2 separate regions of the Homo sapiens genome follow, and region 1 is linked to region 2. A link is a loop called in an ENCODE intact Hi-C map of the cell type or tissue named here. Cell type or tissue: psoas muscle. All regions are shown on one strand.

What was found. A loop is a pair of places that touch in the nucleus more often than their neighbours do. Peaks named below come from ENCODE experiments on the same cell type or tissue, not always from the same donor. Only the 100,000 strongest peaks of a DNase experiment are listed, where the experiment ranks them.
Region 1: it touches region 2 in a loop (2.4-fold over the local background); 2 of 110 quality-filtered maps call a loop at or near these places.

The regions. Positions count from the first base shown.
Region 1 is chr18:27,002,150-27,007,149 of GRCh38, forward strand. All of the region lies in intron 4 of CHST9 (carbohydrate sulfotransferase 9), which reads right to left. Among named protein-coding and RNA genes, the nearest start is that of AQP4, 140 kb to the left of the region's middle. In psoas muscle, CTCF peaks have their summits at 2,512 (motif pointing left) and 3,641; no DNase peak of the experiment used is centred here.
Region 2 is chr18:26,860,365-26,865,364 of GRCh38, forward strand. It overlaps AQP4 (aquaporin 4), which reads right to left. Exons shown (of 5, transcript NM_001650.7): 2 at 1,818-2,232; 3 at 767-931; 4 at 408-488. It overlaps AQP4-AS1 (AQP4 antisense RNA 1), which reads left to right and starts at 4,944. Exons shown (of 8, transcript NR_026908.1): 1 at 4,944-4,996. RefSeq lists an enhancer at 2,592-3,092. In psoas muscle, no CTCF peak of the experiment used is centred here; a DNase peak (open chromatin) is centred at 2,927; H3K4me3 peaks cover 2,275 bases; H3K27ac peaks cover 2,329 bases.

The DNA of each region.
Region 1 (5,000 bases), 140 kb after region 2:
GTAAGTGAGCTTTCAGCCCCCATTCACCCTGCAGTGCACAAACTGCAGAATCCTACCTGGAGGCCTGCACCATCCTTAATTTTTTTTTTTTTAATTCATTGCTCACTTGGAAGGCTACAATAGCCTTGCTATTTCCTTTATTGCATTATGTAGCCTCCTGCAACAAAAACTGAGCTCTTTGCCAACATGGATCATCTTGATATTCCTAGAAACCAGGAAGTAAATGCAATATAGAAATGCAATACAGACCTATGTCCTTGACTTATGATGGATCAGCTTATGATTTTTCAGTTTTACAGTGGTGCAAAAGCTATATCCATTCAGCAGAAATTGTACTTTTGAGTACTCATGTAACCATTCTGTTTTTCACTTCAGTAAATTATTCAAAAAATTACATGAGATATTCAACACGTAATTGTGAAATAGGCTTTGTGTTAGATGATTTTGCCTAACTGTAGGCTAATGTAAGTGTTTTGTAGGCTAGGCTAAGCTATGATGTTAGGTAGGTTAGGTGTATTAAATGCATTTTCAATTTATGATGTCCTCAATTTATGATGAGTTTAATGAAATGTAACCCTATAATAAGATGAGGAGCATCTGTGGATTACAGTTCACAGAAAAGCAAATATTCTATCTTCCTAGGAAAAATGTTAAGAAATTATGCAATGTTAAAGTAATGACTGTGTGAATAAACACATAAATTGTGAAGTTAGGTCAGCAGAGTAGTTTCAAGTGGGAGGAAATGTTAATGGCAGAAATGTGAAAAGATGAAAATCTTTTACTAAGTTAAAAAACTGAAATTAAAATTAATTTATCTGTACATTGTAACTCAACCACATGGGTTGGCTAACTAGATAGAAATCTTATAATTTGACCTAGCGCTACATAAATTTAAAAAAGTTAACAGTATCCTGAAAATAATTTTAAAATAATAATTGTGTGAAAACTGGCATTGGAAATAACATTTGTTGTTTGCGTGAATGAAAAGTTTATTTAAAGGTTGAGGGCAGAGTGAGGTGCTAAGAGTGGCTTATTGAAATCAAAGCTCTAGAGTAATCTGCATAATAATTATCCTAATCATTTTCCTACCAGAAAAACTGATGATGTGTAGACTTTCCCATGACCACATGGCGAGTCAGGGGAACAAGGAATCATATTCATGATTCCCAGTCCCAGACCACCATTTCATTATTCAAGAAGACCTAGATCTACCACTCATGGGAGGTTAGCCCAAAGCTCACAAACTAGGTCGCTGGGTGAAGTGCAGCGAAGTTTTCTTTGTTTCAATTTACAGGATGAAATAATGGGCATGGACCTGGTAAATTGTACTTGCAATTATTTTCTTAATTATAACTGCAGGGTAATTTCCGCAGATAGGGTGTATAATATAGAAAGATTTTTTCCCCCTCACACTAAGGAGTAGGGCAATTGAAGGTCTTCCATTTCTCCTATAAGGTGTTGCTGAGACATCTGATATTCCTCACATATAGCACTTGGTGATTTTTTTGTACTTTACAACACCTGCACATGACAGCCAAAAGAAATGGTGGATTTGGAAAAGAAAATGAATTAAATTGGTTTTTGGGTATCACATGGACAAAAACAAGCTTTTGGGAGTTTTTTTGCTATACTTTTCACTTTTCAATCTACGGGCTTAGTCTTGTATATACACCATGAAATATGTTTTTCTGCTTGATTGTTTCCTATAAAAGACTGTAATGTAAGAATGTGTTATTTGCTCCAATTTTTCTCCCCATTTACTTGATCAGTGTGAGAAACTATTCTCCTCTAGCCTCAGATAACATGTTATCTATTACCATCACGTTTAGGTAAAACAGAGCCTGGAAACACATTTTATTGATTTCTTATGGAAATAGGAATATGAGTGTCTGGAAAAAAAAAAAGTACTCACAAAACAGAGATAAAAACCAAAACCAGAACTCAGTCTCACACCTAATGAAAGCAGAGAAGAACAGTAAAGTGGAAGAACACAACCAGGCATAATGGGAGGAAGAACAGAATGAAAGATAGGCTTGTAAAAAGGAAGAGCAAATTACTGCGAGCAACAGAGGGAAGGAGAATTTCCTCAGGCGAGGATTAAGGAGGGAAAAGGCCAGAGAGAAAGAGGCCACAAGAAAGCAATGAAAAGAATCAAGCAGGGCGGGGGCGTTTTGCTAGGCTTTTCTTTTCTGTCTTTTTTTTTTTTATTATTATATTTCTTTCCTTAACAACACATTTGTGCTTCCAGTGGTAAAAGGCAGAGGCAGAGAAAAGATAAGATTTCTCACTTCAAAATTGTGCCCACTTTTAATGGTCCTTTTTCTCTAACCCATTTGGCACCTAACAATAATCCATCAAGAGAGGTGCTGAATCCTTATGTCGATAAATGTATTTTTTCCCTCTCTTGGAAAGACATATGCTACTAATTGTTTTATTTCAGAAAGTACTTTTGGCAATGCTGATTTTATATCCCTAAGTGCCCCCTAGTGACAAGGTCCAATTTCAAAATCTCTTTCACAGTAATTTTGTTCTAACGGTTTCCCTTTTCGTAGTACAAATGTGGCTGTCGTAGGGACAAACAATCCAACTTTCGATCAATTTATTTTAATTAGGCAGAAAGGAGGGTTTCTTGAGCAGGTCTAGGACACCATAATAAATTACTGTTTTTCTTTATGAATTAATTTATAATTGGAAAAATTCACAGTCCCTTAGAATAAAATCAGGCCTCTCCAAATTACACTATTAACAAAATAAACTATTTGGACTGTGAGTAGTCACATTCCCTTCTCCTCTGTTAAGTTATATGAAGACTCAGATTCCTGACATCGTTTCTTTTAATTCAGTTTGTGAAACAACAAAATAGCAGCACAGACATGAAGAATGACAGGCTATACTTTTCCAGTTATGATTTCTCCTGATCACTTCTGATATTCCTATAATTCTAGCATGAAACATAGACACTGCAAGAATAAATGTTAAGGCTTAAATACTGATTTAGCGACTCGTGTGATATGGGCATATTATGTAATTTCTTTGAGCCTCAGTTTTATGTCTGTAAAATGGGAATACTACTACTAATAATAAAAAGATTATTGTAGGGATTAAATGAGATATTACATGTCAAGCTTTTAGCAGCATCTCTGCATATATTTAGGACTTAATAAATGATAGTTATTAAAATGCTCAGCCCAATAATTTATAGAGGCCAACCTTGGGTCTTTTCTTCTCTCTTTAAAATTTGGTGGAACCGATCTTAATACTTTGAAGCAGAGTCACAATGACCTTTAAATAGAGTGGGGATGATATTTACTTCAAATCGATGCTATTTTTAGATTCTCTTTAGATCCTGAGTACTCAAGAGCTTAACTAGAACATTCAACAAATCCAGTTCTGGTGTACCATATTTAGCAAATTGTCTATGAATTTAAACATGCAAATAGGAGATATTATAACTTCTCTTTGTATATTGTTTTACACATTAAAAGATCCTGGAATATATTTTCCTCATTTTATTGATGAGGAAACTGAGGCACAGAGGGGTTATATCAATTGGTTTCCATGGGGGAAGGGGCAAGTCTCCAGGGGAGGCATCAACATCTGCTGGAGGTGAGGGGGAAGCTCTTCCTAGCTACGAACCTTCTTCTTCCACTAGGGGCAGGAGAAGCTTAAGATTTGAACAGTTCTGCCCTTGCAGTCCCTGAGCCACTAATATTGATGTAAGCATGTTGAATTTCTTAGCCACTTCTGGGATGGAAACAAAGTTAGGTACTACTGGGCTAGTAACTGATTTTGAATGAGAATCTAGGTCTATTATATTTATATTCCCATAGCTGCATAAGGAGACTCACTTCTAATTCTTTATTCAGAATTTTTAGCTTCAAATATTTGTGTTTTTTCTCACTTGCACTCCCTGTACCACCATAGTCTTACTTCCATCACCTTTTTACAGAGCTAGTTAAAAGGAAAACTGATTAGCATGAAGTTAAAACGATCGGTATGCCACTGGAATTTTCTCTCTGATGTAATCAGAAAAATAGATCTCAGTCTGTGCCCTAAGAGAGGAGGTCCACTGCTCTAGGCTTTATTAATTTTATTTATTTATTTATTTGGTCAGCATCAAGTGCCCAATGATGAATCTATTTTCAGAGCTCTCTAAAATTTATACACTGGGTGTGGAGAGGGTATGCTATATTCATAGAAAGAAGTCCACCAATTCCAATGAACTTGATACAAATAAGTACTTTGATTGTTCTGAAAACCTCCAGCAATGTGTGGGTCATGAACTGAATCTATAATAGTTTTCCCTGCCATATAAATTTTTATTATAATGCTGTTTGGCCTGTTTAATTATTTAATTTCCATTCACTTGATTTCAAGTGTGGTTGAGATGTCAGAGATCATTAGTTGTTTATCCTCATAGTGTCCTAGATAGCTGGAACAATCGTTTGTTTCTAAAGCCCATTTCCCGTCTGCAGTTGCAGCTCTTTTTGTACTACATTTGCTTGCCTCCTCCACCATTCCAGATTCAAATGATTTATGTGATTGCTTCTCAGTCTTTCTGGGATTGCTGCAATTTTTAGATGTTATTTCGGTTCAACCTGTCACATAAAAACTGCAGAGAAAAGTCCAATCTCCCTGAGATAGATTGAGTCAAAGCCAGCAAAGCCGGGTCATTTGAACAGCCTTGGTGCAGGTAAACTAGACACTGGTGAATGGGCAGAGATGGTGATCCTGTCATGGCAATATCAAACACAGCATGAAAGCAGGAGAGAGCACATATTATGCTTTCCGTATTCCAGTCCCCCTTGTGTGTATGTGAGCATGTGTACGTGCATGTGTGTGTGCGTGTATATGCGTGTGTGGGCATTCCGTGGAGCTTACTTCAAGCTCCTAAAATTCCACATTCAACAGGCGCAATCCCCACTCTGGTATCAAAGTCTCCATGGTGGAGAAACCCACTGAAGTGTGGATTCACTAAAATATGAATAGTTGACAATGCT
Region 2 (5,000 bases):
TTTTGCAATTTTTTTCCATTATAGCTGGGAAGACTTTACTTTCAATTATTTAAACACCATATTCACTACACCATGCTGACTTTAACTTGTTCCACATAGGCAACCTCTATATACAGTGTATTCTGCTGCAATCTGTTAGATACAGTGTCTAAAATAGTGCTTCAAAAAAGGAAAAGACTATTATTGGAGGCCTAGAACCTTCAGTTAGAGATGTTTTACATCTCTTATCTTTTTACAGCAGATCTGTGCTATTCTTTCCCTAGTCTTTATGAAAGATGTAATAAAGTGAGGGTCAAGGTTGGAGAAATGCAAGAGAAAGTAGTAGGCAAAATAATGAAAAATAAAAGAGCCCCACAGGTAATTGTCCTCAACTGTAGGAAGATGGGAACTATCAATATGAGGGTTACCCAATGGTTTTCCCAATTTCCCATGATAACTGCAGGTCCAAAGGATCGGGCGGGATTCATGCTGGCACCAGTATAATTGATCTATAGGAAACAAGAAAACAACTTCAGACATTGCTGAAACAGGGCTACTAGCAAGTATCATTCATTGCAATTTGCTGTCATTTGTCACTTAGAGGAACCTCAAGATATTAGCAGCTATATCAACATTCTCATTGAGCAGTTGGAAAAATTATAACCTAAAATGGACAGTCATGGCTGGATACTAAAGAGCTACTGCTGTAAAACACAACATCTTCAGGCCAGCTAGAGTGAGGATAAATGAGGTGGGATTGATTATTTAAATGGACTTGGAAACTTACTGCAAATAAATGTCCAATTGCAACAGAAAATCCAATTGCTAAAGCTATTGAGCCAGTGACATCAGTCCGTTTGGAATCACAGCTGGCAAAGATAGTAAACACCAATTGAAATGTGATTATCAACTCAACCAGGAGACCATGACCAGCGGTAAGATTTCCATGAACCTAGAGAAAGAAAAATATTCCATCAGAATTGAAGCAAGAGTATTTTCGATGACAATGTATTAATATCATTGTGAAAGGCACATTTTATCTGTGTAAAAAGTAAAGGTAAGTCTTCTACCCCACCTTCAACTGAGAATTTCCTTCTCTCACCCCCCAAAAAGAAGGAATAAATTTATATTCATTTTGGGTCATCACAGATGACTGTGATTACTCTTACAACGACCAAACAGGAGTTTGTGCTGAATGTCCTTTTCTACAAAGGAAGCAAAATGTGCCACTGCAGCACTTAACTCGTAAAAGAATTTCTTGAGAGCCTTGTGATTTTATAAGGCAATGATTAAATCCATTAATTAGGTTTAAATTAATTAATATATATTTCAATTAAAATTTAAGCCATGTGTGTTTTTTTTTAATCAGCCCTGGTGCTGAGTTAACAATTGATACTCCTAATCAGCTAAGAACAAAACTAGGATCGGATGTCTATTTTTTTAAGCATAACCCTTTATGTAGATCATTGTACATCTTATGAACATGACAAGAAAATAGTTTTTTTCTGCTAGTGAACAAATAACTGTAAGGAAAATGCATTAAGCTAAATATAAAGTCAATATAGTAATTGGAATGGGAGAAGGGGAGGAAAAAACCAACACAATTTTCGGGCCACCTAGATTTTGTTATTTTTAAGGCACTCAAGAGCAAACAATGATTTCTTACAGATATACCTAAATACTGCCAGAATCAGTTTTCACACTATTAAGAATCATCAAAAATTCCCTAGGAGTAAATTAGCTATTTTAGGGATGTGCCTCATGCCACCAAGGCATTATTTAGCAAAGAGTTTGCAAGAAGCTTGGAGTCCTAGTTTGAAAATAGCTAAAGATGCTACCATGGTGACTCCCAGGCCTCCCACCACACTGGGAGGTGTGACCAGATAGAGGATTCCTGCTCCAATGATGGCCCCCAGGCACTGGGCTGCGATGTAGAAGACAGACTTGGCGATGCTGATCTTCCTGGTGCACACCATGGCCACAGTCACTGCAGGGTTGATGTGGCCACCGCTGATATGGCCAAAGCACTGCACCATGGTTGCAATGCTGAGTCCAAAGCAAAGGGAGATGAGAACCATGTCGACCGGTAAAGGCTTTTCTGTTCCACCCCAGTTGATGGTGGATCCCAGGCTGAGGAGAACAAAAATAAGCATGGCCAGAAATTCCGCTGTGACTGCTTTCCAGAAAGCTTGAGTCCAGACCCCTTTGAAAGCCACCATGATGTTCTCTCTGGTACACAAAGGTCCACACTTACTGAAAAGAGAAACAAATCAGCATCAGAAGCCACTACACCCAGGTTTATGAATTTAGGTGAAGGGAACAAGGCCTGCCATCTTCGGGTACTGTGGGCAGGGGCTGCCAGGCGTGATTTGCACACCAAGAAAGAATGCTTCTGCTAAAGCTCCTTCATGAATAGTCAAGAGACTGTTATTCTAGTCTCCTTTCATTTAATATTCAAAGATCATCCAGTTTCACGGAAAATTATCCAAACTGTCCCTAGAAAGGAAAAATGTCTAAATCAAATTCCTTAAAATATTAAGAATAAAATATATTTACCTTGTACTTAATTCCCTTAGAGCAAGTTTTTAAGTTTCGAGTACATTTTATATGCTACTTACATTTCGAACATAAAGCATTAAAACAAGGTGTGCGTGGGGGGGGGGGGTCGTCTTTTCTAGCTTTGCATTTGATTGCTTTGAAATGGCATTCTGAAAATCTCCCCCTCCCCCCAGACTCTGGATTAGGGGGAAGCCTTCTAGGAAACCAGGGTGCTGAAGGCTGTCTTTTGAGAAAGTGAACTCATTGAGGGGAGAGGAGCTTCTGGTGACTAGCAAGGGCGATGGGAACAGGCAGGGCCTCAGCTGGGACAGCGACACTCCCTCCCTCTCCTTTGCGCCAGGAACGAGCAGGCTGCCAGCGGGAGGAGTCCGGGAGCTGAGCCTGCCCAAGGGACACGCGCACCGCCCAGATCTGGGAGCGCGGCACGGGGACGTGTAAACCTCCGTCCCCAGGGAGCCTGGAGCACCTCTCAGAGGGCGGAGCAGCGGCCATTCCCGGCCCGTGGCAGGCTCCCGGGCGGCGGCCAGGTGCACACGCAGAAGCGGCCCCGCGAGCTCGCCCGCCTGCCCGCCGGCCCGGTGCATCCTGGCCGCTGGAGGTGGGGAGAGATGGGAGTGGGGGATGCTTTTAGGGGAGGAAGGACAGCCTCTCCTCGTGCCCGACCCTCTCTCACCCCTTGACCCTGACCGTACAATGCAGATAAACCTGCCAAAGGGAGCCTGGAGGCTGGGGTGTGCCAGCAATGCCCCGGTACCTTTCCTGCCTTCATGGTGCAGAGCTCGGGAAGTCAGGAAAAGCGGGTGTGGTTAGGGAAACTGTGGGCCCCTGAGCAGAAGGCTCTATGGAAAACGGCTTTTCTCTACGGTCTTTTTGATGGCTTTCTGTTACATGGGCCTATAGGACAGTGTGTCTCACCTTGTGGAGCTTCTCTGGGGAGGGTGGTGGGCAGGGAGTCTGGGAGAGGGAGGACGCCTTCTCCTCCCGTCTATATCCCTCTTGCTGTCATTAGATCTTTGGAGCAGAGAAGGGGTGGTTTGACGATATTGATGCCAACTGCTCATTCTGGCAGGAAATGGCTAGGATTCCCCTTTTGGGGGGGGGGGGCAATTACCCCAGTTACCCTATCATCTAAGACTTTTGCCCTTGTCCTTTGCCTGTGATAGTCATGAGAGCCAAGAAGTATGGAGAGTATTTACCAGAGAATCTAATTGCAGAGGACCACGTAAGGGGTTAGGCAAGAAAGCCAAGTACTTTAAGAGATTAGTATTATTGTGGCTTTCCCTTTGACAAATTGCGGGGCCCTCATTTCCCCATGTCACTGAATGTTCCCGGGAACCTGCTTTCTGCGTGGGTAGTGAGGAAATGCAGTGCCAAAAAGGGTGAGGGGAATTTCCAGCTCAGCCTAGCCCTTAGTTTGCTATGGGGCTTTGCTTTAGAGGTGGAGAGAGAAAAACCCTTTCTTGCCCAGGCCCGGGTGGCAGGATAAAGGAAGAGCTGGCTCCACAGGGGGGTGGCCAGCCACATCCCACGCATCCCCTGCCCCAGTGAAGCGAATCTCAGAAGTATGAAAAACCCCAGGTGGGATGACAACGACATCATACTCTCTAGAGGAAAAGAATGTAAAGAGACAAAAACGATGGTTGCAATGGGGCAGGGAGGGCACCCTGGAGGAGACACTAAAAATATTCCCAAAGACGGTAAACTCAGAAAAGTCACATATTGAAGAAGTTAGGAGAGTCACTTCTGAACTCACCGGCAGCCCAGGGCTGTAGCCGGGATGGCAAAGGGGGCAAAATGCGATCATAGGTGCTGTCGTTTGTGGTCAGGGTTAGGGGAGAAGGAGGAGGACAAAACAGTAGGCTAAGGAAGCTAGGTGGGCAGGAAACGTCCTTTTCAGCCCCGCAGGAGACACCAGAAGAGGTGGGACCCAGAAAAGGCCAGCCCCGCTGCTCACCCCCTTCACCTCTCACTTCTGCCATTTCCGGAGTTCTCTCCCTGCTTGGCCTGTCATGCACCTGTTTACCTCTCCAGAGGTAGTTGCTCTTTCAGCTTCAAATATTCATCAACCAGAGAAATTTAAAACAGTGCAAAACACCAACACAAAACATAAACATGCTCTTTAAGAATGTTTTTAGCTTTTTTTTTTTTTTAAATCCACAAAAATCTGATCTTCTTCCAAGGCAGATGGACCAGCCTCACTTGGCTGTGAACCGTGAAGTTTGCTGGCAGCATATACATATCTCTGGCCTTATGAGGGCTCACCCTAGCGTCACCCATAGCACCCTGCTTTTATTGTCAGTGTTCCCTTATATGTTCACAGTCACTGGAAATGATCAACACAATTAGATTTGCTTCTTTTGCCCCAGAACAAAGCGGGTTTGTTGATGTACTGAATCGGACACATTACTTTCTAGCTGAACACTCAGCTTCATCCACTCCAGGACAGCTGAGCGTCTGGGTGA